7 separate regions of the Homo sapiens genome follow, and all the other regions are linked to region 1. The links are chromatin loops, found by intact Hi-C in ENCODE. Cell type or tissue: ascending aorta. All regions are shown on one strand. Region 1 overlaps LOC124907966 (a long non-coding RNA gene). Region 2 has its middle 6.6 kb from the start of NRP2. Region 3 has its middle 18 kb from the start of ICOS. Region 4 has its middle 140 kb from the start of INO80D-AS1. Region 5 overlaps PARD3B (par-3 family cell polarity regulator beta). Region 6 has its middle 88 kb from the start of ICOS. Region 7 has its middle 290 kb from the start of PARD3B.

What was found. Hi-C counts contacts between places; a loop is a spot of excess contacts. Peaks named below come from ENCODE experiments on the same cell type or tissue, not always from the same donor. Only the 100,000 strongest peaks of a DNase experiment are listed, where the experiment ranks them.
Region 2: it touches region 1 in a loop (5-fold over the local background); 28 of 110 quality-filtered maps call a loop at or near these places.
Region 3: it touches region 1 in a loop (4-fold over the local background); 5 of 110 quality-filtered maps call a loop at or near these places.
Region 4: it touches region 1 in a loop (3-fold over the local background); 15 of 110 quality-filtered maps call a loop at or near these places.
Region 5: a loop joins it to region 1, with 5 times the contacts of the local background. A loop is called at or near these places in 22 of 110 quality-filtered maps.
Region 6: a loop joins it to region 1, with 6 times the contacts of the local background. A loop is called at or near these places in 9 of 110 quality-filtered maps.
Region 7: it touches region 1 in a loop (2.2-fold over the local background); 16 of 110 quality-filtered maps call a loop at or near these places.

The regions. Positions count from the first base shown.
Region 1 is chr2:204,143,906-204,147,905 of GRCh38, forward strand. LOC124907966 (a long non-coding RNA gene) reads right to left here. Exons shown (of 2, transcript XR_007088054.1): 2 at 1,317-1,554. Among named protein-coding and RNA genes, the nearest start is that of ICOS, 210 kb to the left of the region's middle. In ascending aorta, a CTCF peak has its summit at 1,511 (motif pointing right); a DNase peak (open chromatin) is centred at 1,516; H3K4me3 peaks cover 844 bases; H3K27ac peaks cover 649 bases.
Region 2 is chr2:205,673,914-205,677,913 of GRCh38, forward strand. No RefSeq gene overlaps it. Among named protein-coding and RNA genes, the nearest start is that of NRP2, 6.6 kb to the right of the region's middle. In ascending aorta, a CTCF peak has its summit at 2,205 (motif pointing left); no DNase peak of the experiment used is centred here; H3K4me3 peaks cover 320 bases.
Region 3 is chr2:203,916,617-203,920,616 of GRCh38, forward strand. No RefSeq gene overlaps it. Among named protein-coding and RNA genes, the nearest start is that of ICOS, 18 kb to the right of the region's middle. In ascending aorta, a CTCF peak has its summit at 2,318; no DNase peak of the experiment used is centred here; H3K27ac peaks cover 1,294 bases.
Region 4 is chr2:205,946,748-205,950,747 of GRCh38, forward strand. It overlaps the pseudogene PPIAP68. Among named protein-coding and RNA genes, the nearest start is that of INO80D-AS1, 140 kb to the right of the region's middle. RefSeq lists an enhancer at 1-315. In ascending aorta, a CTCF peak has its summit at 1,527 (motif pointing left); a DNase peak (open chromatin) is centred at 1,484; H3K4me3 peaks cover 601 bases; H3K27ac peaks cover 966 bases.
Region 5 is chr2:204,690,307-204,694,306 of GRCh38, forward strand. The region is part of intron 2 of PARD3B (par-3 family cell polarity regulator beta); the gene reads left to right. Among named protein-coding and RNA genes, the nearest start is that of PARD3B, 150 kb to the left of the region's middle. In ascending aorta, a CTCF peak has its summit at 1,825 (motif pointing left); a DNase peak (open chromatin) is centred at 1,775.
Region 6 is chr2:204,022,369-204,026,368 of GRCh38, forward strand. No RefSeq gene overlaps it. Among named protein-coding and RNA genes, the nearest start is that of ICOS, 88 kb to the left of the region's middle. In ascending aorta, a CTCF peak has its summit at 2,330 (motif pointing right); a DNase peak (open chromatin) is centred at 2,332; H3K27ac peaks cover 3,636 bases.
Region 7 is chr2:204,258,104-204,262,103 of GRCh38, forward strand. No RefSeq gene overlaps it. Among named protein-coding and RNA genes, the nearest start is that of PARD3B, 290 kb to the right of the region's middle. In ascending aorta, a CTCF peak has its summit at 2,181 (motif pointing right); a DNase peak (open chromatin) is centred at 2,198.

The DNA.
Region 1 (4,000 bases):
TCTGCATGCTGGGGTTTGCACCCCAACCCTCCTCTGCCTCCTCAAATGCTGGCTGTAGCACATACTCACTCCAGCCCAATCAAGAACCCAGGACCTGAAATCCTGTGCGTAACGCAGAAATTGAGAATTCCCATTGCCGTGTTTCCAGCAAGACATGAGGTTTTAGAATGCGACAGAATCACGAGGTGGACTCTGGTTCTGGGTCCCAGGAGGGGACCAAGAAGGCTTTAGTTATATGAAAGGAAATATCTCGGACCCCCCAAATCACTAAGCTGAAAGGAAAATTCAAGATGGAAACTGCTCTGGGCAAACCTGCCTCCCATTCTATTCAAAGTCATCCCTCTGGTCACTGAGATAGCTGCATATTCTAATGGTGTCTTTGGGAAAAGCTTATCAGAAACTCAAAAGAATGCAACCATTTGTCTCTCACCTACCTGTGACCTGGAAGCCCCCCTCTCTGCTTTGAGTTGTCCCTGCCTTTCTGGACAGAACTGATGTACTACTTACATATGTTGACTGATGTCTCATGTCTCCCTAAAATGTATAAAACCAAGCGGTTCCCCGACCACCTTGGGCACATGTCATCAGGACTTCCTGAGGCTGTGTCACGGGCTCACAGGGCACGCATCCTCAACCTTAGCAAAGTAAACTTTGTAAATTAAATGAGACCAGTCTCAGCTTTTCTGGGTTTACAGTTAGAGCAATTTCAGGCTGTGTGTTATTGTGACCTCTCCACACCATCCACTTAAGAAAGAGGGTGGAAGCATGTGGCAGGGAGTGTTCAGGGTACGGATGACTCTTGGTGTCATTAGTCATGAGCACAGGCAAGTGACAGAGGGTGAACTCTTTCTGGTCAGCCTTCTTAGGTCACCTGAAGAGAGAAGAAATCCTGAGCAGAAACCCTGCTTCAACCAGACCTTTTTTTTCAGTTGTTGTTTAAACCCAGTCAGTGGGAAGCCTCTTTATGAGTTCTGTAGTTGAAACTCTGAGTTTTTTTTTTTTTAATTGCTTTGGTCTAAGGAAAAAAATAATACATTCTAGTGAGAGGCTTCGCAGGGCCCCAGAACTATCTGAAACTTTCTGTTCTGCAAGGAATTTGGTTAGGCGGCCTTCTCGAATACCAGGGCATTCTCTCTCAGAAAATGGAGCTCAACAAGAACTGAGGGCAGGCCAGGGCGGGAGTGGGTTGGCAGCTGTATGCTATTCAGCTTTTACCAAGTATTGGGTGAAATGCACGAAATTTAAACGGGAATTCCTGTTTGCTATTTCCCTGCTTGGCTGGAGGAGGTACTGACACAGGTATCAGATAACTGATATTGAAACAAGAATTCACAATTTTTATTGACAACTTGGAAAAGTCAACTGGAGACACACAGTTCTCTTGGAAGCCACTTCCTTTGACCTTCCTGACCCAGTGTCTCCAAAAGCAGGTGAGGATGAGGCTTCTCTTTGTCCAGGTGGGGACACGGTCTCTCCCGCCCCTCCGGCGGCCTTGTAGAAGATAGCCACTAGAGGGCGCCTTTCGCCCAGCCATGGCTCCAAGCGCTAAACCTGCTTCATAGGAGAGCACATTAAGCTGAGAAGGAGGCAAGTCAGTGACGTGGGGAATTATTATGCACAGTTCATTTCCTTATAATTTAACTCTCAGAGTAACAAAAGCATAATGTATAGCCTAGTTTTCGGGTCTGATTTACAACAGTTTAAACTAAAAGATGATTTCTGCCTCACCCACCCCCCTTCTAATCACTTCTGCTATCAGCAACGGAGAATTTTGTATTTCATCACGCGCTGCGTCCTCCTAGGGACACAGATCTGAGAAGAGGAAATTTTAAAACAGGGTTCCTGCAGCAGAGATGGATGCAAATTTTCACTTTCTGCTTCAAATTTCATTATGGCCTTGCTAGTTAAAAAACAAAAGAAGAAACAAAACTTTACGCCTTTATTATGGTTGTTTGGTTAGTATCCCTCACTACTTTTAAACACCCGGAAGTCCAAATGGGGCAAAACAGTTTTGTTCCCAAAGGGCTTATGGAGTCAGTTTCAAACCCAGAGGTAAAAGGAGTGAGCTTGCCGCCCCTCCCCGGCCCGTCTCCCCAGTGGTTCCCTCTGACCCACCCTCCAGCGGCTGACCCTTTTTTTCCTTCTCCCCAGCCCTTCCCTGTAGATTCCAGCCTACTTTGAAGTCTCCTTCCTCCGGCTCCTTGAGCACTTACTGACTCTACCAGCAATTTAGCATTGTGTATCTGCTGTCTCGTTCACTAATTGCTTCATATGTGTATTTTTTCTTCTCCCCAAGGAAAAAGAAATAACATTTTTTTGAGTGCCTACTTTGTCTAAGGCTTTTGGCTAAGGGTATTGCCTGTGATTTCCTTTAATCTTTTAAGCAACCCTATGCCTTAGATGCAATTGATTTCATTTTACAGATGAGGACACTGAGTCAGAGAGGCTAAATCACTTACACAAGGTTACATTACAAATAAAAGTCAGGATTGAAACGCAGGTGCCTCTTGCTGTTATATCATTCTGATACCCACTTTGATGGTAAACAAGGTGAGTGTCTCACCCTTCCACACTTTCAACACCAAGCAGAATGATAGGTTGATATAAAAGGAGAGAAAAAATCATTCACTGAGGTGCTCAAAATTGTTTCCATCTGTTGATTAGGGTTGGCAAGTGAGTAATCAAGTGGCACCCATAAGAGAACAATGGTTTTTTTTAAATAAATATCTGGTGCCTCCCAGAACAACTCTCAGGGCACTGGGCTGCTACAAAAGCATTCGAGCAGGAAGATAAAGCCCCCGAATAAAGTCAGTGAGGAGATGGTCTCTAAAGACCCGGTGGAACCTATAAACCAGGATGCTCGTACTCATCTCTGGTTGACTCTGCACTTTAGGAAGGAAGGGAAATTGGGGGCAGAGGAATGTTGATTCCTAACCTCTGAGACCACACTAGTAAAACATATGGAACCGATAAGGAAATTATCATAGTCCCTAAAGAGTGGTTTTAAGAACTCAGAATTTCATTGCATTTGGGGACTAAAAACACAAAAAAGGAAGCATCTTAGGGTTTCATGTTTATCTTATTTTTGAATTAAATGTTTTTCCAGCTTTATTGAGGTATACTTGACAATAAAAACATATATATTTACAGTATAAAGGTGATGTTTTGGTATATGTATACATTGTTTAATAATCACCACAATCAAACTAATTAACATAGTCATCACCTGGCATACTTACCATTTTTTGTGTGTGGCAAGAACATTTAAGATCTATTAGAAATTTTCAAGTATACATTATTTTTAAACTGAAATTTTATTTTTTTTATTTATTTATTTATTTATTTATTTATTTTTGAGACACAGTCTTGCTCTGTCACCCAGGCTGGAGTGCAGTGGTAAAATCTCAGCTCACTGCTACCTCTGCCTCCCAGGTTCAAGTGATTCTCCTGCCTCAACCTCCCTAGTAGCTGAGATTATAGGCGCCCACAGTCACACCTGGCTAATTTTTGTATTTTCAGTAAAGACGAGGTTCTACCAGTTTGGCCAGGCTGGTCTCGAACTCCTGACCTCAAGTTATCCGCCTGTCCTGACCTCCCAAAGTGCTAGGATTACAGGCTTGAGCCACTGTGCCCGGCCTAGTATACATTATTATTAACTATAGACACCATGCTGTATGACAGATCTCCAGAACTTCTTTATCCTAACTGAAACTTTGTACCCTTTGACCAATGACTCCTCATTTCCTCCCCACCTCCCAACCCCTGGCAACCACCTCCCTGCTTCTATGCGTTTGACTTTTTTAGATGCCACATATAAGTGAGATCCTGCAATATTTTCCTTTCTGTGCTGGCTTATTTCACCTAGCACAGTACCCTGCAGGTTTACCTATGTTGTTATAAATGTCAGAATTTCCCTCTTTTATAAGGCTGAATAGTATTCCACTGTGTGTGTGCACATGTGTGTATCATATTTTCTTTATCCATTCATCTGTTTATAGAC
Region 2 (4,000 bases), 1.5 Mb after region 1:
TGTTGTCTTATATTTTTAGTCTAATAATATTATTAAGTTGACTTGCCCCAGAATACTCCTCTCCCCTAAAGTGTAACTCTTTCATTTTCTTTTTTCTTTTTTTTTTTTTTTGAGATAGAGTCTTGCTGTGTCACCCAGGCTGGAGTACAGTGGCACGATCTCGGCTTACTGCAACCTCCGCCTCCTGGGTTCAAGTGATTCTCCTGTCTCAGCCTCCTCAGTAGCTGGGATTACAGGCACCTGCCACCACGCCTGGCTAATTTTTGTATTTTTAGTAGAGTTGGGGTTTCGCCATCTTGACCAGGCTGGTCTCAAACTCCTGACCTCAAGTGATCTGCCACCTCAGCCTCCCAAAGTGCTGGGATTACAGGCATGAGCCATGGCGCCTAGCCAACTCTTCCATTTTCTAAGGAGTAAGGGAGCTCAGTGTTGGAGAAGCCACACTATTTATGAGAATACTGTCAGTCAAATACAGCAAGAGGAACACATACTTCCAGGTGTGTTGAAAGGTCAAAAATTACATTTATTCCTTCTAAGTTATAATCAAATGAAATGAGAAATCAAATGGGAAATGTTTTCACATCCTAGATCCTTGCCAAATTCTAGCAAAGAAACACAAAGTCAAGTAAATATGTAATTTAACTTTAGGGTACTTTTTAAAGGGAAGCAAATTGCTTCTGGTCAGAGATTTTTGTTTGGACAAGTTTCCAGTATGAATTTTAAAACAGTTTAGAAACTCAACTCTGGGAATCCATGTCACAGAAAAAGGGAATGAGAGAGAGAGAGGTGGGATTAGAGACAGCTTCTCACTTTAAGCTACAGGAGAAACCTCACATTCTGGAAAATGACCACTGTTCAAAATAGGTCAAATTGCAATTTACCGTAATTCATCAAAACTCTAATGGCCACTGGAGAAAGCCCCAGTTTGATCTGGCCCAGGACTTAAGGGTTCCTTAGGGCAGGTGCACCCCAGGCTTTTTCTTTATAACCCCAGCATACCCAAAGTAGACTCTACCCATCTTGGATCTTCAGTAAATATATGAGTCTAACAAATGTGACCAAGAGCTGGTGCCTTTGATCCTAAAATAAAAGTTTTCACTGAATTTTGATGAGTAGCATTGGGCATAGAGTTTGGGGCAGCTTGGGGAGTATTCTACCTTCTGAATCAGATTCAGCAAATAATAAATGGAGGCATATGGTCCATGCTTTATCTGGTGACTCTAGACCAGAGTTTCCTAAAATTGTTGTCACTTTTTTAAAGGTGGGGAGGGAAAGTTTGGATTAGAAAGAGAGAAGAGGTTACTAGCTGAAAGTGATCATATTTATTGTGCTCTAGAAACGATTTCCCATTTAATATTATTCCAGCATAAATGTTGCCCCTGCATTCCATCCACAATGCAAAACATCAGGGAACAAGCTCCCATGAGAGCTTGTTTCTGCTTAATGTACCCTGGGGGAAAGCCTAGAAAACATTAAAGCAGTAGCTAGGCGCTTTAATGAAGTTAGCCTGCTGAAACCAGGGGAGGTATGCCCGAAGTACACCTGAAAGCACTTTGATTATCGCATCGGCTTCAAAAGAAGCCCCTTCCTTCGTTTTTTAGCTCTGCTGCCCTGAGAAATAGAATTACACCTTTATATTCAGGTTAATTTTGCTGTCTTGCTGAGGCCTGAAAGCATTTCTAAGCACTCTGAAGATGTAAGGGAAGCGGGCTGTTCCTCTCCATCCTGCCCGCCACGTCGCAAGCCCAAATGGACAGAGGGTGCTCAGAACCCTTCAGTTTGAAGCATGTCCTAAGAATGTAAAGTCCAGCACAATAAATGCCTTCCAGTTCTGAAAAAGATAACTTCCTACTTTCTGCTAACATTGAGTCAATCGGGTTCCACAGGTTTGCTTTAAAAAAAAACAAATCAAACCAAAACAAAACAAAACCTCAGATAATCCCTGGCCTTCATAAGCTATCCCTCCCCTAACACACACGCTGCCTTTAGCTTTTTAATATCATCACCTCGCTCTCCATTTCCTTTTGTTTTATAATGCTTGTGTTTCTTTCTTTCTTCGTCTTCCTCTTTTTTCCATTTTTCTCTTTGGCTGGTCTCTCTGCTTAGCATTCCTTTCATTTCCTTTTGCATCTCTCTTCCTCTAGGATTTTAGTTCCTCGTTTCTGCTTGTTGTTTCCTTTTCTGGTCACAGCTGCCCCCTAATGGTTTTCAAGATCATTACTGCTTTGGACTAGAGGAAAGAGGGAGGCAAAGAGCTAGAGAAGGAAAGTTAGAGAGAAACATAAAATGTGTCTTTGCTTTTAACTTTGCCATATCGTCTCAATATCTCTGGAAGAATATGCAAAACCTGCATCAATGGGGAAGAAGTGAACTGGAAAACTAAGGGACAGGTGTGAAGTTTGTACAGGATACTTTTTCGTGTAATTTGAATTTTTAAAAGATGTGTACTACTTATTTTCTTTTTTATTTAATTTTGAAATAAATAAATAGTATCTGAGTCTGGAGACTGAAAAAGAGACTGCCTCTATAAATGATTTCTTGGTTGCAGCAGGAAAGCAAGCGCCATGCCAGCCCCCTCCCCATCAGTGTGCTCATCCAGATACTAAGGGTTGATTGGCAGCTCAGTAAACTATGTAGGAGTAAATATGACGGAGGAGAGTGGGAACTAATGACTATGGTGGGTGTGAATTAACCCACCCTGGAGTCTCCTCAATAGCAAAAGGTCAGCTCCCTGACTACTGCCTTTCCATCAAGACTTTCACGCTCAAATTAGCAGCTATTGCCATCATAATGTAACAATCACCTGACATGTAGATGTCTAATTAAGGCACCATAAGTCACAGGTTACAAATTTGAAAACAGCAATAGCAACAATAAAAAAATCCCTTACAAATCTGTGGGGGATTTGATAGGGTACATATGCATGTGAATGAAGGCAAGGTAATGTGCACTAGTGGGTGGAAGATTCAAGTTTCCAAGAAAATTCATCTATGAATTTAGTAAGAGAATGGGAATTTTCTCTTCAAAATATTTCTGAATGATTAAAAATTTCATATCGTAGCCCTAAAATATCCAATTGCATAACCTATAAGTGCTATGACGTTACAAATACATTCTTGGCCTTTGGTTGTGATTGCCAAGTGGAATCTGTATTTTTTATGATAGGCTAGAAAAAGCCTTGTTGAAAAATATCTCCTCAAAAAGCCCTGCCAAGATGCCTGACATACTCATTAGCACTCGCTGTTTGGGAAAAGTACCCAATGCAAATACTATGATGATGGAATATCCATTGAAGCCCCATCCATGCATTAACAGTTTAAGGATAAAAGAGCATTAATTTCAACTTGCTTAGGTTGGCCTACAGAATTCAGACTAAAGCCTGTTTTAAATCCACGAGTGAGAATGCGATCAGGAAAGAGTCATAGCCAAAACTCAAAACCAGATAAGGTTAAAAATCATTCAAGTCAACCCATCATTCTGTAGGTGAGAAAAGTGGTTCCAAATTGGTTAACAGAATTTTCAAGGACACCCAAGTAGAGACTGAAGGTCCAGCTGCCCTGTCCTCAAGGCTTCTGCTGCCCCCACCTGCTTCTCCGCGGTGGTCTCCACTGACGAGTGGAGTTGAGGCCCGAAGCTGGGAGAGCATCATAAAGACCCTGACTCCTGGTGAGTGCTCTGGGAAAGTCATCCAAGAGAGCGTAGAAAGAACATGGGATGATAGACAATAATATGAATATAAGCTAGCTCTTCTCTTCCTTAACCAAACAGACAGTGAGCATTTTCAAATGCTGCCTTGGTAATCAGAACTTCTGCTGATACTGGGGTTCCTTTCTTGGCAAACAAGTATGGTAACCACAGAGATTGATAAGGGTGTGAATTTCTATGGGTTTCTATGGGAATTATTCAGCTCTGGTCTTTTGATTCTGAGGCTGAGTTGTCCAACATGGTAGCTGGTAAGCACATGCGGCAATTTACATTTAAATGAATAAAATTAAATACA
Region 3 (4,000 bases), 230 kb before region 1:
ATACAGTATCATTGTGCAGGAAGAGATGACACATTGAGTTCTAAAATGCCAAGTCCTTGCTTATAAATGAAGCTTTGTCCCACTAGTTGGTAGAAGAGTCAGTGGTTCAGCCCTACATCAATTCCCCCAAATGGCTGGCAAATAAATGTGCTAATTATTTTGTTGTCCCAAAAGATGCATCTGATGGCAGCTATTGATGGATTGGTAGGTAAGAAAGTGGCCATGACTTTGCCTTAGGTTGATATACACAAGTTGCAGCTTCAGGATGCTGACACAGTGGATTGATTTGGTTTTTTTGGTCTGGCAGAGAAATTCAGCTTTTTCTTTCTCTTTGAGTAAGTCTTTACCTTGGGAACTCTGGGAGTGGGTGTATTAATTTGTTAGGCTGCCACAACAAAGTATTATAGACTGGGTGGCTTAAACAACAGAAACTTCTCATAATGCTGGAGCCTAGAAGTGGAAGATCAAGGTGCTGTCAGGGTTGGATTTTCTGAGGGTCAGGAGGGAAAGATTTATTCTATGCCTCTCTTCTTGGCTGTACATGGTCATCTTCTCTCTGTGTTGTTCACATGATCTCTCTGTGTGTGTGTGTGTGTACTAATTTTTTCTTATAAGGACACCTGTCATATTAGATTAGATCCCACCCATATGATCGCATTTTACCTTCATTATCTCTTTAAAGCCCTTATCTCCAAATACAGTCACATTCTGAGGTACTGGGACTTGTAATTTCAACATAGGAATTTTGAGGGGGACAGGATTCAGCCCATATTGTGGGTAATCTAATTTGTTCTAGGTTGGTAAAGAAGAGATGCTTAGCTTTAGAGTCAGCCTTCAAAATTAGGAGTTGAAAAAGTCCGTCTTTGGTACACATAGTCTTTCTTTGGTATGCATAGTCTTGTAGGTTTTTTCTGGGTCCTTTCTTCATTATGTTGTCACTATCTTTTTTTTTTTTTTTTGAGACAGGCTCTTGCTTTCTCACCTAGGCTGGGTGCAGTGGTGCAAGCATGGCTCTCAGGCTCAAGCAATCCTCCCCCTTCAGCCTCCCAAGTAGCCAGAACCACAGGAGCACCCCACCATACCCAGCTAATTTTTAGATTTTTGGTAAAGACAGAGTCTCCCTATGTTGCCCAGACTTGTCTCGAACTCCTGGGCGCAAGTGATTCTCCTGCCTCGGCCTCCCAAAATGCTAGGATTACAGGCATAAGCCACCGTGCCTGGTCATCACCATCTTATTTGTCATAATCAGATTCTGAACTTCACTGTTCTATCTCCCTTTATGGTCAGTGCTATTCCTCAAGAAAGAATCTGATATCAGTCATTTCTATAGTGGAGCAATTTGAGGTCAGGGAAGTTTATACGCTATGTAAATGCAGTGTAATGAAAGGCTTTGTTTCCACTTAAAGGAAATTCACGTATTAGTGAGTAGATCAATAGGTGAGAAGGCCAGTGAGCTAAAGGCCTTTGTATTGCCTCATCCCTGAAATAACAATAGATAGCCAGGCACTTACTATATTTATCTCTTTACAAAATTTGTTCTTGACTCAATTGGGCCACTCTCCCGCTCCAAGGAAGCAGGCAATAAACTCAAGTTCGAGTGACTGAGAAGAGTATAATCAAATCAATGATGATTAGCCAAGGTGTGAGCAGGGCTAAAGAAGGTACAGAAGCATCCCAGGGCAAGCAACAGCAGGAAGCTGTTCCCACCTCCAGATCTGAAGGTCAGGGAGAGAATGCTTACCAGAACCCAGGCAGAGCTGCAAGGGTCGCCGTAGCTGTGCGAGAAGGCTCCCTGAAAGGAGCTGTGGTTTTGCAGGAAGGTCGCCTTGGGAACAAACACTCCAGCCTCACTTTCCTCCCGCCCTTCCGTCTCCAGCCAGAACTCCAGCAGCTGAGAGCAAGCGGAAGCCAGAGGCTGGGGGAGTTGTGGTGCTCTGTAAGCCTTGGCATCCCACAGCACAGAGGAGGGTGAAAGAGGGTCCTTCTCACTCCAAGGTTTTCATTTCTTGTTGAATATGAGGTACCTGAGCATCAAACTATACCAGGCCTTTGAACAGTCAAACAATGAGTGCTAATTCCAGACTCCCAGTTTCCCCTCTATTTTGAAAGATGAAATGACTAAGAAAAAGCTTCCGTTAATCACTGGCAACGACTTAGTCTAAAAGCTTCACTATATATCCTACCTGAGTAAGTTTTTGTACTGTGCCTTCTTTGAGCATTTATTTTATCCCCAGTGTCAGCATAAAGAAAGCATCTTCCCATCTGTGCAGACCTCTGCTGTTTTTGTCTGCTCAACATTTCTTTCCTTCTTTTCTGGTAATAGCACCTAGATTTTCCTTTAGGGGCCACTATTCCCCTGTCTCATAGTTCATGTGGTTGGCGTAGAGCAGATCTCACTCCTGGTCTCCAGGGATGGGCACGTGGGCAGGCCTAGCTGAACAGAGTTCTGCATCTCTTTTGCTACTGGAATTATTTCAAAAACAGGCATGTGACCTGTGTCTGTCCAGAGCATCACACCTAGGCCTTTTGCCAATGCTACACTTTTTTTTTTTTTTTTTGAGACTAAGACTCACTCTGTCACCCAGGCTGGAGTGCAGTGGCACGATCTTGGCTTATTGCAAACTGCGCCTCCTGGGTTCGAGCGATTCCCCTGCCTCAGCCTCCTGAGTAGCTGGGATTACAGGCACCTGTTACCGTGCCGGGCTAATTTTTGCATTTTTAGTAGAGACAGGATTTTGCCATGTTGGCCAGGTTGGTCTTGAACTCCTGACCTCAGTTGATCCGCCCGCCTTGGCCTCCCAACGTGCTGGGATTACACGCATGAGCCACCGCGCCTGGCATGCTATACTGTTTATAAGCTGTTGAGCTTGCACAGCTGGGAGGAGAGAAGCATAGAGATTCTTGGAAGAACCTGCTTCAGAATGAAGTCAACACAAAAAACAGCAAAAAAGAGATACAAGGAAAGATAGATTTCTGGATCTAGCTGTACCTGAAGCTAGATTTTCCTGAGTTTAAGTTTCATGAGTCAATAATTCATTTTCTTAAGCCATTTGGGTTTTGGTCACTTACAATGGAAATCTGTCACTAATATATTCTCTGTGATCTTAAAGTCAGTATTGCTTTATGTTGGGTTATACACATCTTGTTTATCATTATGTAGCCTTGGTTCAGTAGGTGCTTTTGTGTTGCATGATAAGAATTAGCATTGTTGAAAATACATTTGTTAGCAGAAAAATAAAATGCTTTATAGGCTGTCAACTGGCATCTTTTAGGGGGAAATTGAAGCCATCTATAAATTGTAAAGAATACGACTTGTTGGCCAGGTGCAGTGGCTCATGCCTGTAATCCCAGTATTGTGGGAGGCCGAGGTGGGCAAATCGCTTGAGCCCAGGAGTTCAAGACCAGCCTGGGCAACATGGCCAAACCCTGTCTCTGCCAAAAAAAAAAAAAAAAAAAAAAAAATTAGCCAAATGTGGTGGCACATGCTTGTAGTCCCAGCTACTTGGAAGACTGAGGTGGGAGGATTGCCTGAGCCCCGGGGGCAGAGGTTGCAGTGAGCCAAGATTGTGCCACTTTACTCCACCTTGGTCAACAGAGTGAAAGCTTGTCTCAAAAAAAAAAAAAAATCACTTGTTTGATAAAATAATGCAACATGCAGACACAGGCCATCCCCATCCATAGGAACACACAGCATTAATTTTTTAGTTTTTTATATAATAGCAACAAGGCTACTAGAGCAATGAAAAATATAGCACATTTAGAAGTTGCTATTGTTTCTTATACATCTTTATCTTAAATATATTTCAGAGTCTCTTTCCCTCAGTCTAAGAAGGATAAGTAGAATAGTTCCAATTACATTTTCTATTTGTTTTGCTGTTATTATCTTTCAGGCTATCAGTATGTTTCTAAGGGTATTTCCCAGACAAATTTTCAAAGCTGGAATAGGTATGTACTCTGGCACATACTGTTCAGGCTTTGTCCATCTGACACTAAACACTTA
Region 4 (4,000 bases), 1.8 Mb after region 1:
TTACATGCCGATTCCTCCCCACGGGCTGTTCTTTAGATGTTAAGAGAGGACATGGCAGGAGGTGGTGAACAAGCACTCATCTCACCTTCCAGCCGCTATCACAGAGCACCTAATGAACCGCAGTGTGCTAGAATTTCCACATGTGGGTAGAGAGAAAAAGAGGACAGTCTTCACCCAAATCTCAGTGCTGGGCACAGGGATAGAAGGATGGTGAGAAGAAATGAAGATCTGTTCTTCCTTCATTTGTCTTCCCATTTCCAATCCTCAAGAACCAGTTTGAGGAGAATGTCTGCCAAACCAGCTGCAAACATACTACTATTTAAATTTTCTTCATTTCAAAGGGTTTTAGAGGCCAGGCACAGTGGCTCACGCCTGTAATCCCAGCACTTTGGGAGGCTGGAGTGGGAGGATTGCTTAAGCCCAGGAGTTCCAGACCAGCCTTGGCAACATGGCAAAACCCTATCTCTACAAAAAAATAGAAAAATTAGCTGGGCGTGGTGGTTCACGTCTGTGGTCCCAGCTACTCAGGAGGCTGAGGTGGGAGGATCACCTGAGCCCAGAAGGTTGAGGCTGGGTTGAGCCATGTTCATGCCACTGCACTCCAGCCTGGGTGACAGAGTGCAACCCTACCTCAAAAAAAAGCTTGGGGGGGTGGGGGTCAGGCCTCTTCAGAACTGCGTGCCTCCTCGTAGGTCCATAATAAGAAGTTCCCCAGCCAAACCACCCAGGGGAGATTACTGTTTGCTGTCCTGGCCCCTCTTCCTTCCCTCGGGGCCCTATCTCTCCTGAATCTTACTTGTATCTTCATCCTCACCTCCTTCGCAAAAGAGGATCTTGCCTTGGACTAGAAAAGCAGAAATCATCCCGCATCCATACAGATCTTTAATCACATCCTTGTTCTTGAGATCCGAATTTAAAACATAGAGGTGTTGTCAGGCCCTTTAGGGCTTTGCACAGTGTCAAAGCGAGCAATCTGAATGGAAGGAGTTTTAATTTTTCAAAAATTAGCCAGCAGTGGTGGTGCACGTCTGCAGTCCCAGCTACTTGGGAGGATCATGTTTGAGAACAGGAGGTTGAGATTACAATGAGCTATGATCACGCCACTGCCTGGGCAACAGAATGAGACCCTGTACCCAAACATAAAATCTGACAAATTTCTTCACTTACTCTTTCCAACTAAAAAAAAAAAAAAATTTACTTGTTATGCAATCAGAAAACTGACCTCCAAACAGCAAATGTCAGCAAGTCAGTAGCAGGAGCCGACAACTCATTCAGGAAAAATGAAGCACTTTTTATAAAAGTCCTGTTTCTGGCTCAGTTATACTGTCCTAAGAACTGACATAGTAAGAAATAAGTCCAGGAATCATTAAAACAAGATAGAATCCAATGTCCTACGTGTTCCAAGAACACAGCTGTTGCTCAGAGGCTCAAGGCTTCGGCTACTCCTGTGTCAGCGCGCAACATAAACCCACCACAGAGAAAACCCAAGCACGAAGCACGACCGTGCTCTGCCATCTGGTGGCCAAAAGTGAAATGGCCCTGAAGGCGCAAAAGATTGAAAATAGATGTTTCCTAAACTGTAGTCATCAATAGCGAAACTTTCTCAAGTCGGCTACCAATAAGCAGTGGATGTTAGAATGCTGAAAAAAACAAATCCAATGTTGAAGAACCTCCTTTCTTTGGCCCTCCAGGCATGAATGAAAAGCTCTTAAATTGCTTGCCTAAATGAGCCCATCTGTTTACTAAACAGGGGTACATGAAAACATCAGTTACTAAGTATGCAGACTCTTTTGATCCTATGAAAGCACTGACCATCTATCCATGCTATGCAGATCTCTGTTGGTGATATAATTACAAGATGGGAAAGGGAAGTGTGACCGGGACACTCTGAGAGCCACTTGTAGTCTAAATGAGACACCCCGCAAAAGCAGTCACGTGAGCTTGGAAACTCAAACCCTGCTTTCCTAGCACACTGAAGCCTCAGAAGGCCATGCACACCTGTAATCCCAGCACTTTGGGAGTCCAAAGCAGGTGGATCACTTGAGTCCAGGAGTTTGAGACCAGCCTGGGTAACACAGACAGACGCCCGTCTCTACAAAAAATACAAAAATTAGCTGGCACATGCTTGTAGTCCCAGCGACTCAAGAGGCTGAGGTGGGAGAATCACTTGTGCCTAGGAGGTTGAAGCTGCAATGAGCCATGGTCACGCTGCCCTTGCACTCCAGCCTGAGCAACTAAGCAAGACCCTATCTCAAAAAAAAAAGGCCTCCAAAAAGTCTGAGTAAAAAAAAGTTGTGCTTTGCAGACACTGCTGCCGCCACCAGGAGCCCCATACTACCAGCCATGATCAACCCCATCGTGTGTTTCAACATCATTGTCAACGGCAAGCCCTTGGGCCACATCCCCTTCGAGCTGTTTGCAGACAAGATTCCAAAGACGGCAGAAAACTTTCACTCCTGAGCACTGGAGAGAAAGGATTTGGTTGTAAGGGTTCCTTTTCTCACTGAATTATTCCAGGGTTTATGTGTCAGGGTGGTAACTTCACAAGCCATAATGGCACTGGTGGCAAGTCCATCTATGGGGAGAAATTTGATGAGGAAAACTTCATCCTGAGGCATAGAGTTCCTGGCATCCTGTCCATGGCAAATGCTGGACCCAACAAAAATGGTTCCATTTATCATCTACACTGCCAAGACTGAATGGTTGTATGTGGCCCGGCACGGTGGCTCACGCCTATAATCCCAGCACTTTGGGAGCCCAAGGCGGGAGGATCCTGAGATCACGAGTTCAAGACCAGCCTGGCCAACATGGCGAAACCCCGTCTCTACTAAAAATACGAAAAATTAGCCGGGCATGGTGACGCATGCCTGTAGTCCCAGCTACTCGGGAGGCTGAGGCAGGAGAATCCCCAGACCTCCCCATGGCCTAGGTCAGGAGCCCAGAAGTGCCACATGGCTGAGGGAGCGCCATTTCCTGGGGGGATGGGGGATAAGAAGGTACCCTACAGGAGAAGCCAGGAGGGGCCGCCTGCCCCTGGGGTTGGGGCCTGGCCGAGGCAGGTGTCGGGCCTGAGAGCCTGGCTGGCTGAGCTCGGAGGGCCCCCAGGGAAGCCTGGCCCAGGGAGCAGTCGTGACTCTGCAGGGGAAGCCCAGCGAGGGAGCCCGGGAGGCAGAGGTTGCAGTGAAGTGAGATCACACCACTGCACTCCAGCCTGGTGACAGAGATAGGCTCTTTCTCAAAAAAAAAAAAAAAAAAAAAAAAGAATGAGTGGTTGGATGGCAAGCATGTGGTCTTTGGCAAGGTGAAAGAAGACATGGATATTGTGGAGGCCATGGAGCGCTTTGGGTCCAGGAACGGCGGGACCAGCAAGAAGATCACCACTGCTGACTGTGGACAACTCTAAGTATGACTTCTGTTTTATCTAAACTACCAGACCATTCCTTCTGTAGCTCAGGAGAGCACCCTCCACCCCATTTACTTGCAGTATCCTAGAATCTTTGTGTTCTCGCTGCAGTTCCCTTTGGGTCTATGTTTTCCTTATTCCCTTCCATGCCTAGCTGGATTGCAGAGTTCAGTTTACAATTATGAAATAAAAACAAAGGAAGGAAGGGAGGGAGGGAAAAGGAAAGAAAGAGTTGTTGGCTGGGTGCGGTGGCTCACACCTGTAATCCCAGCACTTTGGGAGTCTGAGGCAGGTGGATCACTTGAGCCCCAGAGTTTGAGACTAGCCTGGGCAATATGGTGAAACCCCATCTCTACTAAAAATACAAAAATTAGCCAGGCGAGGTGGCATGTGCCTCTAGTCCCAGCTACTCAGGAGGCTGAGGTGGGAGGATTGCTTGAATCCAGGAGGCAGACATTGCAGTGATCCAAGATTGTGCCACCACACTCTAGCCGGGGCAACAGAGTGAGACCTCATCTCAAAAAAAAAAAAAAGTAAGTTGTTTAACTTTGCTTAACTTAGCTTCCCAAATTCCTTTGACCTCTGAATAGGTTGTTG
Region 5 (4,000 bases), 550 kb after region 1:
ATGGCGCCTCAAAAATGTCTACTCCCTAATCTCTACAACCTGTGAATATGAATGTTACATGACACAGCGTCTTTGCAGATGTGCTTAAGGATCTTAAAATGGAGAGATTATTCTGGATTATTTGGATGGACCCAATGTAGTCACAAGCATCCTTATAAATGAAAGAAGAAGGCAGGAGAGTATTAGAGAGATAAATGTGAGAAAGACACACCCAGCCAATGCCAGCTGTGAAGATGGAGAAGGTGCCACCAGCGAAGAATGTAGCTGGCCTCTGACATTGGAATCAGTAAGGGAATGGATTCTCCCCTAAAGCCTCCAGAGAGAACACAGTCCTGCTGATACCTTGATTTTAGCCCAGTGAGACTTGTTTCAGATTTCTTAACTGTCAGATAATAAATTTGTGATGTTTTAAGCCATTGCATTTGTGGTGACTTGCTACAGCAGCAATAGGACACTAATACATACACTGCCTCTTTTCCCATTTTAACTTTTAAAGTGATGTTAGTCTTCTCAAATTTCATATTGACTGGGCATTGAGATCCTGCAGGATGAGATAAATGCTTTGTACTTCAGATGGGTTCCTTGTTCTTTGCCTTCCTCCCAAAGTCCATCACAAATGATCCTCAGTTTATTGGGTGAGCCTTCACTCTTTGAGACTTGATCTTTAAATATCTAATTATGCTGTTATCGTCTATAGTGTAGAAATTATTTCAAAGTCACAGACAAACAGCCTTGTTCACTTATCAGTTTCTCGCTGCAGTATGTAAAGGCCCTAAGAAGTCTGAAGACTGATGCTTAGTAAACCACTGCAAAGCTTAATGCTTCCTTCCTTTTAAGTGAGCATGAGAGCTTCTGAGTATTAAGCTTTTTAAAATGATTATTTTCTTTGGTAATTGCCATTATTAATTTTTGGCTGGGTTGAAGAAGACAACTGCAATATAACATGAAAACATGGCAGTCTATCACATCTATTATATAAAGTCAATTACTGCCATGGTTTCATTAACTGTACAAAAGTAATACTGTATTATGTAGTAAAGTAACATGGAAAGATGCCTCTGTTCTTGACTAAATTTTGCCTATCCTAGGGGGCTAGTTTGGAGAGATGCCAGTGGTTTTCAGGGCTTCCAAGTGAATTGCCCACTGGATCACATGTGATATCTGGTATTCAAATGTTATAATTTCAGTTCAGTTTTATCTCCTATTAGTTATCAGTCCTTGGGCAAGCTTCTTCATCTCTCTGGTCTTGGTTTCCCCATTTGTAAAATGAATATAATGTTCTTACAGGGTTGGTGTAGGAAAACTAGGTAGGTAAACTATATAAAATTTTAAGTATAGTATAGCATATACTGAGAACTCAAATGCTGTTATATTAATGATACTATGGTAGTGCTATTACAGTATTTTTAATGTAGGTGTTTTGATGTTACCATTAGATGTTTTTAGGTATTTAAACATCAAATAAACTATTTTACTGTATATTTTAACTGCTTTTTAAACAAAACTGATATGAATGAAGTTATTAAATTGGTAAAATAGTTTTATAAGAAGATATTGAATATGACAGAACATTTGGATTAATATATTGTTATTATTTGCGAAATGAAAATGCCAGTATGATTAAACTGGAAATGAGAATCCTTTTATCAGAACATATTATTTGGTAACATAAGGAGCATTTGGAGATGTAACATGATTTTAAAATGGAGACTGGTTTGCGCAATGCTGCATGAACTAGTGACCTAAAGCCAGGCTCTTTATTCTTAAGCCAAATTGCTTTCTGAACACTCTGTTGCCCTCTAGTGGGTCCACAGTTACCTAGAAACCAGCTCACAGGAGCTACTTCCTGAACAGGATGAAGTATTTTGTTCTACTTTATTTGAAAATAATTTTTGCTATGTTTTTTGTTACAACTCACAGACTCAGGCATGGAGAATAAAGCCAGAGTTTGCATATATTTCCCTGTGCTTTTGTGCATCTTCTAGTAAGGGCTAAAGGAAATTCCTTGCATTTATAAAAACTCCTCTTTTAAATTTATTTTTAAATTTAGACTTCTTCCCGCCTACCTGTTTGCTGGCTGAAAGATTAATGGCTGGTGGTGATGAAGTGTGTAACTTATTCAGTCTGTAGTTGGACAATCTATGAAGTATATTGTGTTTTCTGGAGAAGGAGAATGCTAAATTAAGTTAAACAGCTTTTTTTTTTTTAAAGGTCCTGATTTATTTCATTTCTTAGCCCTCATTTTATCAGTAAGATTTCCATCGCAAGCTAAAGTACCTATTTTAAAGCCACAATTAAAAGAAAAACAAATCAGGATATGATGTGTTTTTGTTTTTCCTTCAAAAAGTCTTACTTTGGTTCATGGGAGTTGATGTTATAAAAGCACAAAAGCACATAGAAGAAGTTTGGAGAAGGTTTCAGAAATAAATGCAGAAGCTCCTGAAGAACAAATGAATTACCTTGGTCATGAAATTTTAGCTCAGAATTTTCAAGATTACTCTCCGCTTATAGAATTACAAAATTGTAGAATCATGGATCCAAACAAGACCTCAACAGTCATGTGGATTAAACTCATCATCTTTCAAAAGAGGAAATATCCTACCCAGGAAGAGGTTATAGAACACGATGTCTGTAGCTGATTTAGTTCCTGAGTCCATTTCTGCATTTCCTCCCTAGGATGCTGATAACATCTCATGCAGATCAAAACTACTCAGTTTGAAGTTGGCTTCCTCCATTGACATCCTTGTTTTTGTTGGTTAGTTTCAAGTTGGCTTCTTCCATTGACATCCTTGTTTTTGTTGGTTAGGAGCACCTTCTCCTAGTCTCCCAGACTTGAACTTGCAGTTATTTTAAAAATTTAGTTATTTAATAAAGCCAATTTATTCTTTCCTTTATCCTTTCCCATATGTTTGTTTTTGTCTTTGAATTTCCACAGCTACCAAATTTATATCCATAATATTTCAGGCCAAGGTTACTGTAATTGACAAGAAATTGGTCGTCTTGTTTTTAGTCTCTTCCTTACCTGTCAGCTGTTTTTGTGCCTCGTATGTAGGCAGAATGGTTAAGATCTTGGATTCTGGACAAAAAAGTCAGTTCATTTCTTGGCCCTGTTATTTGTCTAGTTTTGTCCAAGTTGCTAAACCTCTTTGTGCCTTAGTTTCATCATGGATAAGTGGAACTAAAAATAGTACTAATTATGTAAGTTAACACGAAGTGTTCAGGAGAGCACCTGGCCTGTAGTAAGTCATCAATTGTTATTGTAATTAACACACTATTAATAATGTAAATTACATTATTTAAAAAGTATTGCTTAAATCATATTGTTCCTTTTAGTGTATACTGCATCAAGTCCAAACTTTGTAGCCATTTAGAGGCCTCACAATGCCTCCAAACTTTCTCTAAACCCACTTCAACCGCAGTGGTGGCGAAACTACTGTACGATTTATTATGTATCATGGACTTTCTAGCTCCAAAGCTTTTTTTCTTAATGTTCCGGTTGTCTGCTATATCCTTGTCCCTATTTCCTGCCCATCGAAGATTCAGTTTATGTTGTATTTTGTATTATTCAATATTAGCTCCATGAGGAGGGGGTCTTTGCTTTATTCACTGCTGTATTCCCAGTGCCTGCAGCAGTGCCTGGCATTTCCTAGCTGTTCAAATAATTACAGTCAATGAATGAACGTATGCTTTGAGGTTTTGAATAAGCCATTCAACCACTTGTAACTCCAGTTTTTCCATTGGTAAAATGAGAGTGATAAATGATATCGTTCACATCGTATTATTGGGAAGGTTGAAAAAGTGTGCAGGAAAATACAATGGAAATTACAAAGCACTATATACGTGTAAAAAATGTATCTATTCCTGCTGTTCAGTTCTTATGAATTTTTCAAGATCAAGGTGAAATTGTATTTTATCCCAGTCAACATTTGTAAATCATCTCAATCTAAAGTAAATCCTCTGTGCTCTGAAATTTTATAGAAACGATTAAGTGGTCTTTTTT
Region 6 (4,000 bases), 120 kb before region 1:
AAATTGCATCAATAAAATAATCAATGGCACACAGCAGCTAACATGCTCAATTCTTCACCTTTAAAGCGGCACTCTTTCTGGCTCTGTGAGGAAGAGAGCCAAAAGTTAGATGCTATAAAGACAAGCATATAGAACATGTGGTAGAAAATGCCAAAGATTTCTCCAAGAATTCTCAGTAGCAGAACCCCTGAGCCCATGTTGAGACAGGCCCTACCACAATGAAGGTGGACTTGATTGGTGATAACTGTGGGAAGCATTCTAGTCCTCTTGTCTGACCTTGCCCAGACTTAAAGGGACACACATCTTGTCTCTGCAGGCATCTGCTGGGTTTCCCCCACCACCATCCCCTCGCCAACCTCTCACTCACAAGACATTAAACCTCCCCGTGTTGAGTACCTTGTATCAGGGGCAAGCTTAGTCGTTAGTGATGAGTATCTACTGACTACAATCACTTCACAGGCCCTGGGCTGAGCACACTACAACCGCTGTCTCATTGAATCCTTGCAATCGCTCTAGGAGGGATGTTTTGGGGGAATTTTTGGTCAAAAAATAAGAGACTCCTTTCAGGTCCTGAGCTGATAAGTAAATTCTTTTTGTATGACAGTGAGCAGGAGGTTCAGAATTTTGAGACAAATAACAGAGTCAGAAAGTTTTATTTTGTTTTTCCCCCAGCAAACTCCCTTTACTTTTGACTTCAGGTCACATTATATAACAATCTAATATTACCTGACCTGGTTTTTCAGCCTTCTGATGCTGAAATCTCTCTCTTAAAGTGATGAAAGGTTTCAAAGCTCTGAATGGAGATAAAAATCTGTTTCTGCCTTCTTCACCATCCAACACCCACTCTTTCTTAGGCAGATCTGGCAAAAATATGTTTGTTCACAAAGAAGCACTGTGGACACAACACAGTCGTCACAGCTTCCCCACCTTGAAAGAGCAGCTTCCCTGTGACACCTACAAAGACTGACATGAATGGAGTCAAGCTGCAGCTTCTCACTTGGGGCACAGAGAGAGAGGCTGTCACAAAGTAGCAAGGATGCAAAACATGACAATTGTCTCAGGACAATTCAAAACAAAGCTAAAGACCACCCCAGGCTCTACTCTAGTTCCCTTATTTTAACTTAATATATTGTTTTGTTGAAATAGAGTATTTTAAGCTCTGTTTTCCTCAACAGCTTTGTAAATTCAATATGTTCAAAGAAACAGGAACTATTGTCACAAATGGCCAAAAAGAAGTCCTGGCCTGTGTCCCTAGGATTGCCCCAGGGTCTCTTAGCCCACAGAGGCACTTTGAACATTACGATTTTACAGATACTGGGATGAGGCCCAGAGAGCTTGATGAGATTTACATAATCAGAAAGTGGCAGATGAGGGAATTAGGACTCAGGTGACATAGTTTTAAAATGGTTTTCTGATCTACTACTATACTATACTGTCTCTTGGAAGCCAACACGTTTGCATCTTTACACTGACCAGTGCCAAGATAATACTAACTTAAGAGAGAACCAGACGGGTGGCTCTAAGGCCAAAATTGGGTTAAGGGTCCATTGCGTGTTAAGTTAGAACCACAGAAGATTTGCTGCTGATACTCTATTAGAATTAATCCAGTAAAATGCTCCTAAAGTCTCTTTAGTTTTCTGGGATTGTTCATTTGTCAATTAATTTTCTTTCAAGGAAACTTTAAAAAAGGTTTTTAAATTTGGGGATTGAGGGTGGAGAGTCTAACTAAAGGTATCACTTGTCCTATATATATTAAAAAAAGATAGTCTAAGCCCACATTCCTGGAATCAGAATGAGGCAGAAAATTGGACTGAGTTCAAAGAATTGTAAGACAAATGATTAGGAGCTTGGCAGAAGTGAATATTAAGTAAAGAGTAAAATTACCGACTGTGTATAGTTAGATTAGGCCAGAGTATGAAGTGGGGGAGGAGGGTAAAATAGATGGAGCTCTTTGAGATTTGTGATCCTCAAGTACCGCTCCCAGGGATCGAACGGCAAATATTCTGTCAGGTGACTGTGGATTTAATAATCAAAAGTCATTCTTGCCTGTGAGCTACATGAAAGCAAGGGCGGCACTGCTTCATCAAAATGGCATTTCCTTGGAAAACACACTGTAAATAAAAAGTGGTAGTAAAACAGGCTATACTTATAAATATCATAACGTGTGAGTTTTGTGCTGGAACAAAATGCAGAAAGTTTGTTGGCCATATCCCAGGCAGACTGAATTGCCCTTTGAGAGAGACTAGAGTTTTTTTAAGCACAGGGCTACCTAAATATTCTCCCAGTTTCCAACTGCTTTCTTCAACTTTTTCCTTTGCCTTGTTCTTTCTTCCTCAAGAGGGCACCAACACCCCATCCCTAGAAAGGGTGCTGCTATGTGTGGATTTCACATTGAATGTTGAAAACATCTCTCTACAGGAAAGAACCTGGTTATAGACCAATAAACCAATAATGAGACTTCCTATTTAGTTTCAAATATCTTTAAAAACAAATTGCATTTTGTTTAATCCCAGACTGATCATTAAACAAACAAACAAAAAAATCTGTTATATTTGGGAGAGGAGAACTGTGAGATTATGTTCATGGTCTCAAAATAAGAGAGGCAAAGTTCAGCTGAACTGCAACAATTAGACATGATTGTGCATTCACATTTGCAGGATATTTTTCTTAAGTCTTGGTGGGAGCATGAAAGGAGACCTTATTGTGTGTGTGAGACTGGTATACAAACCAGCGAGCACACATTAATGACAAACAGTCTTTGTTAAAACCCAGGCAGCAGATATGTTAGAGGTATGCCAAAGAAAGCTTAACATTCCTCTGTCGAACATGTAGCACTTTTATTTTGGTCGAAGAATGCTATAGACAAAGGATATAGCAACGCTGTGGACTGGCTGCGTTCTTTTAACATTTGCTTTCATATGGAATAAAATGCGTAATTTCTCCCAATCCTTATCTTTGTCTGGGTGGTGAAATTCATAAATAGCATGAGTACCACATCATATTTTCTGTACCTATTTGAATGGAATGAAGCAATGTTGCCTACAGGTTTTGTTTTGGATTGTGAGCTAATGACCACATGTTAGGAGCCACTGTTTACAAAAGTCATTTCCATAGTGTTTACTGCTTTGACCAAATGAAATTTACAATAACTTAAATCTAACATTTAACGATACACATAATTGTTATTGTGCCATTATATTATTAGGCATAAATGGAAAGCAGTTTACATAATAAATATTATTTTACCCAGAAGAACAAGAGTTTGGAGTTTTACTCCTCATTCAGCTTGACTGTGGTCATAGATATAAAATTATAATGATATTGTCATTTTACTCTAAAATTATGCTTTCCTCCATCTCATTTTTTTCACTTTTTCCCTCTTCTGTCTCTTCTCTTTTTCTTTATCTTAGTAACAACTGTAGTCATCATTGTTACTATCATCATCTTCCCCGAACACTGACATATTCTGATATCCACGCATATTGGGGGTGAGAGCTTTGGATCTGGCTTCCAAAGTTGGGAGATCCTTGGTCTAAGACCCTCCGTCCTCCTGTGCCCAGGGGCAAAGTTCTCAGGGCTTTGCTTCCTCTACCTGTACTTAATCCCTTTGATAACCTGAATTAATTTCTGGGGTCCGCTGTAAGAAATTAGCACAAACTTGGTGGCTTAAAACAACAGAAATTTACTCTCTCATAGTTCTGGCGGCCAGAAGTCTGAAATCAAGGTGTCCTCAGGGCCATCTCTGTCTGAAGGCTCTAGGGGAGGATCTCTCCTTCCCTTTTCCTAGCTTCTGGTGGTTGCCAGCAATCCCTGGTGCTCTTTGGCTTGCCTCTTTCCAGTCTCACTTGTGTTGTCACATGGGATTCCCTCTGTGTGTCTGTGTCCAAATCTCCCTCTTATAAAGATGCCAGTCCTCTTGGATTTGGGACCCAAATCCAATATAACATCATCTTAACTTGATTTCATCAGCAAAGACCATATTTCCAAATAAAGTATTTAT
Region 7 (4,000 bases), 110 kb after region 1:
CTTACTTGATTCCTTGCATCTATCAAAAGTCAACTCGATCATCTCTTTGGTGACAGTTGCTTTCCAACCTTCAGACCAGAAAAGATTCTATCTTCAACCATCTGAAATTCATCCAGATTCTATGTCCAATGTTCTAGTTTTGGAAAGTTTCCTCCTCAGCACCTACCCTCAATATTCTTTAGTCTTCAACTTTTCAGTCAAAATGTTTTACTATTTTTGCATCATCAGGATCTGAGTTCCACTAACAGTACGACGTGTCTGCAATTATATTGAGTGTGCATACACACCTATACACATTTCATCCAAAAATATTTCATTGCACGGGGGTAGTGTCAGTTGGTAAATGCTTGCTACTAAATCCCAGAAATTTCAAGTCCTATGAAAGTCCCTGGAGGAAGATAATTGGAGGTAGGCAAGAGTTTGAGATCAGACCAAAATAATAATGATAGTAATAATAATAATCAATATATTATCATTTGGCAAGGCCCTTCACTATTCTGATGCTCAGCTTTGGTATTCTTGCATGTTAAGTGTTGACAATAAGGCCTCATGTTGGGTTGGGTGAGAGTGGGGATGAATGAGATGAAGTACATAAGAAGCTGGCACATGGTCATTCCTTAATAAAATATGATTAATACAAGTCACATCATGTTGGTTTCTCTGTAGTCGTGGGACAGCCTTGCTCCCAACTCAAGTCTTGTTTCAGTGACCAGCAGGGTGTGTTGTCTCTGAGCTCACATTATTGTCCATGCCTCCCTGACACCACCCATTTTCAACATGGCTATCTGATCATGTTCTCCTGTATCCCCACTTTTTCTTTTCTCCTTTCCTAGTTTTGCCTTTGAAAAGCAGTCACACCAGCACAATCCCCTCATGCTAAGACACACAGGAAAACTTAAATATTTGAAAACCTTTCATTCATGACATCAGTCCAAAGGTCATCAAACAAGCTGTCAGGGGACTATGCCTCCAGTTAAATGCAGCAGCCATAAAAGCACCTATGCCTGGGAACCATCTCCCTAGCAACAGAGTTCCTGATGGCCAATGGACACTCATTTTGAAGCACTAACAGGGTTTTTGTTTTCAAAGCATATCTACTTCTTCTACTTTGATTAATCAACATCATCTCTTCTGGTGTGTGTTTAAGTGAAACAATAGATTACTGCTCAGCCACAGTTGAATGACAAAGGGTTTTCATGAATCTCAAGAAGAAAAAGCAAAAAAGCAAAAATCTACAATGGATTTTGTCCAAAGGGAAAACTTAAAAACCTCTCTTTTCCTTGCTGCCTAAGTTCTTGTAAGCAATTATGTTTAGAATAGTCTTTTGAAGCATGAACCATTCCTCTCTATATCACCAAAAATGTGGGGTAGTCCACCTTTTTCAGCTTTCTTTTTGGCTTAGGATACTTGAAACCTTACAGATAATTCATGCTTGGTTTATAAGAGTAACATTTAGAATAGTGCCCCAAATCATCTCCCAGTGATTCTTAGAACTCTGTTTTTTCAGACTCTGGACTCTGACAACTGTTTTGGACTTGCCTTTTGTTTCTGGCAGGGAGGGTTAAAATGTGTTTAGGAAGATACATTTCTCAGGGAATTTTTTTTTTTACTCTCTCTTCATTGGAATCCTTTTCTCAGCTTTAGACAGTTTAATGATTCTATGACACTAGGAATATGTCTGTGATGACTTTGCTTCACCTTCTTATGTTGGGACCAGCATTCTTGAATTATTCCAATACCCCTTAAGGTCTTCATCCACACTTGATTAAGATACTTAAAACAAACAGAGGCACTCCATTAAAATGTATCATCCATTAGTTTCTGGCTGAGTTTCTCCTCTAAATCCCTAAACACATGTGAAAAGGTAAAATAAGGAAGTAGAATTCTGTCTTGAATTCAGTTCTAAATACTTAGATGATAATTCTTGACTTTTAAGTCAAAATGCTCGTTCACTGCCTGGCAAGGAAGAATACAAAAGAAGCCATGTGCTTGATTTTGTATGTAATGAACATGTACTGAAATGCATTTGCTTTTGTCTTGCACATGCTCATTTTAAAGATGATCCATACAATGGATTGAGACTGAATTTTCTTCTAGGCTTCTTCTAGGAGGGGCACTAAATGGGGTGGGGGAGCTATATTAACAAGCGGGTCTTTCATGGAGTCCTAAAAGTCACCACGAGGTGGCAGACGAGCACAATATGAAGAAGGAATTACATCCCAGGGGGCCAACTCCTGGGCTCTGCTAATGGCTTGATTTTCCACTTACAAGCAAGAAAATGCCATGGAAACTTTTGTTTCCTCTTTGAGTGAACGAGGAGGGAAAGGGATGGGGGAGACACAAAGTCCCCTTCCACTGTGTGTTGTCTGCTGCCCCATAGCCACATCTGGACATTATAAATCACGCGTTGTTGGAGTTCAGCATTTTCTGATCTTAGCAACAGCCCCATTCTAAGCAGAAGGGAACCAGTATGTTTGGTTCAGCTTAAAAACAACTAAAATCACAGGTTAATGGGAGGAAAGAAAATAACTGTACCAGAGGAAAAAGCAACAGTGGAGCTTTTCTCTACAACCAGTACTGGGCGAGTAACTTTAGAACATAACAGGTTGCTGGTCCCAGCTGCCAATTAGTTCTTACCCTGTAACTTGTTCCTGCTCCCACCACAGGGACACGAAACTGCATGCGAGTCTTACAATAAAATTCCCTCTCTGTTCATAGCTCCTCCCACTGCCCCCTGTCCACCACCTAATTATTTATTATTATTATTACTTTTTAATCTTGACAATTGCTTGATATTCCACAGAACCTGCTTAGAAAAGGTGTGACATTGCTGCCTTTCAGCAGAAGATCACTCTGGGTGTTGCAGCTGCTGTGTTCTAGCTCAACTGAGTCTGATGCCTCCATCTGCCTGCCTCCTGCATTCCCCAGCTCATGGATCTCCATGCAAAATACCTTTAGACCATTTGCACTAGGATCTGTCTAATCTCGTTAGATTTCTCATTTTCAGCATAATACTGTCATGGTGCTGTGCACCAGTGCCCCAGATTAGTGGCTTGTCAGAATGGTGCCCCACTAATGAGCTAATCCAAATAATGCTCAAATCCCAAATCAGATTTAAGACGATCCAGTCTGGGTAGAATTAGGGAGCAAGAAATCCTGGCCCAAAGAACAAGCTTTCATTTTCTTTGTTTCACCTTAAAACAAAATAGGGGGAGTGCCTGTCAAACTCCAGACTTTTTTTTCCCCTTTGTATGACATTAACCTCCATTACACAATTGGGAATAATAAACAGAAAAGAGTACATCTGTATGGATTGGTATAAATTTACCTTAGAGGATTAGAAAACACAGACACACACACACATATGCGAGCTTAATATATTCAGCAGATCTATGTCCTTCACAGCTTCTAGTTTTCCTGACTTTCCTGTGAGCTTGACCTTAAGACCTTGTAGATTTTGAATCTGATGTATTTCAGTGGTGACCTTAGGATGTAGGGTTAGGTCAAAAAAATTTTTTTTAAAGCTTATTTGTTTTCTTATTTTCCCTCAGGGTAAACCTGGGCTCCAGAAATTCCAAACTGTATAATAACAGAGTTAAGGTCAGGACCCTGACAAAGGAGCTAAGGAGACAGAATGCAAGCAGAATCATTTGGGTTTCAGGTGTTCTTGAAAATGAAGCTTTGGCTTAAAAATGCATGCTTAGAAGGGTTTCTTGTTTCTGTGCCTTTCTAGTTTTGGGAGGAGTGAAAGACATGATTGCTGCTGGCACAAAGGTCATTTTTATGAAGGCCAACTAGTGGGCCCACAAAGAGCAATAGGAGAATCAGCTGCCTCCCAGTCTCCTCCACAGGGCATCCACTCAGGCACTGTCACAGCTTCACAGCCTTTCACGTTGCTGCTGTATAAAGCCGAAAGAACATGGCTTGGCTTTTTAAGAGTCAATTCAGCAAAGCAAGGCAGTTTGCCATGTGTTTTGACACACAAACGGAGCCAATTTGT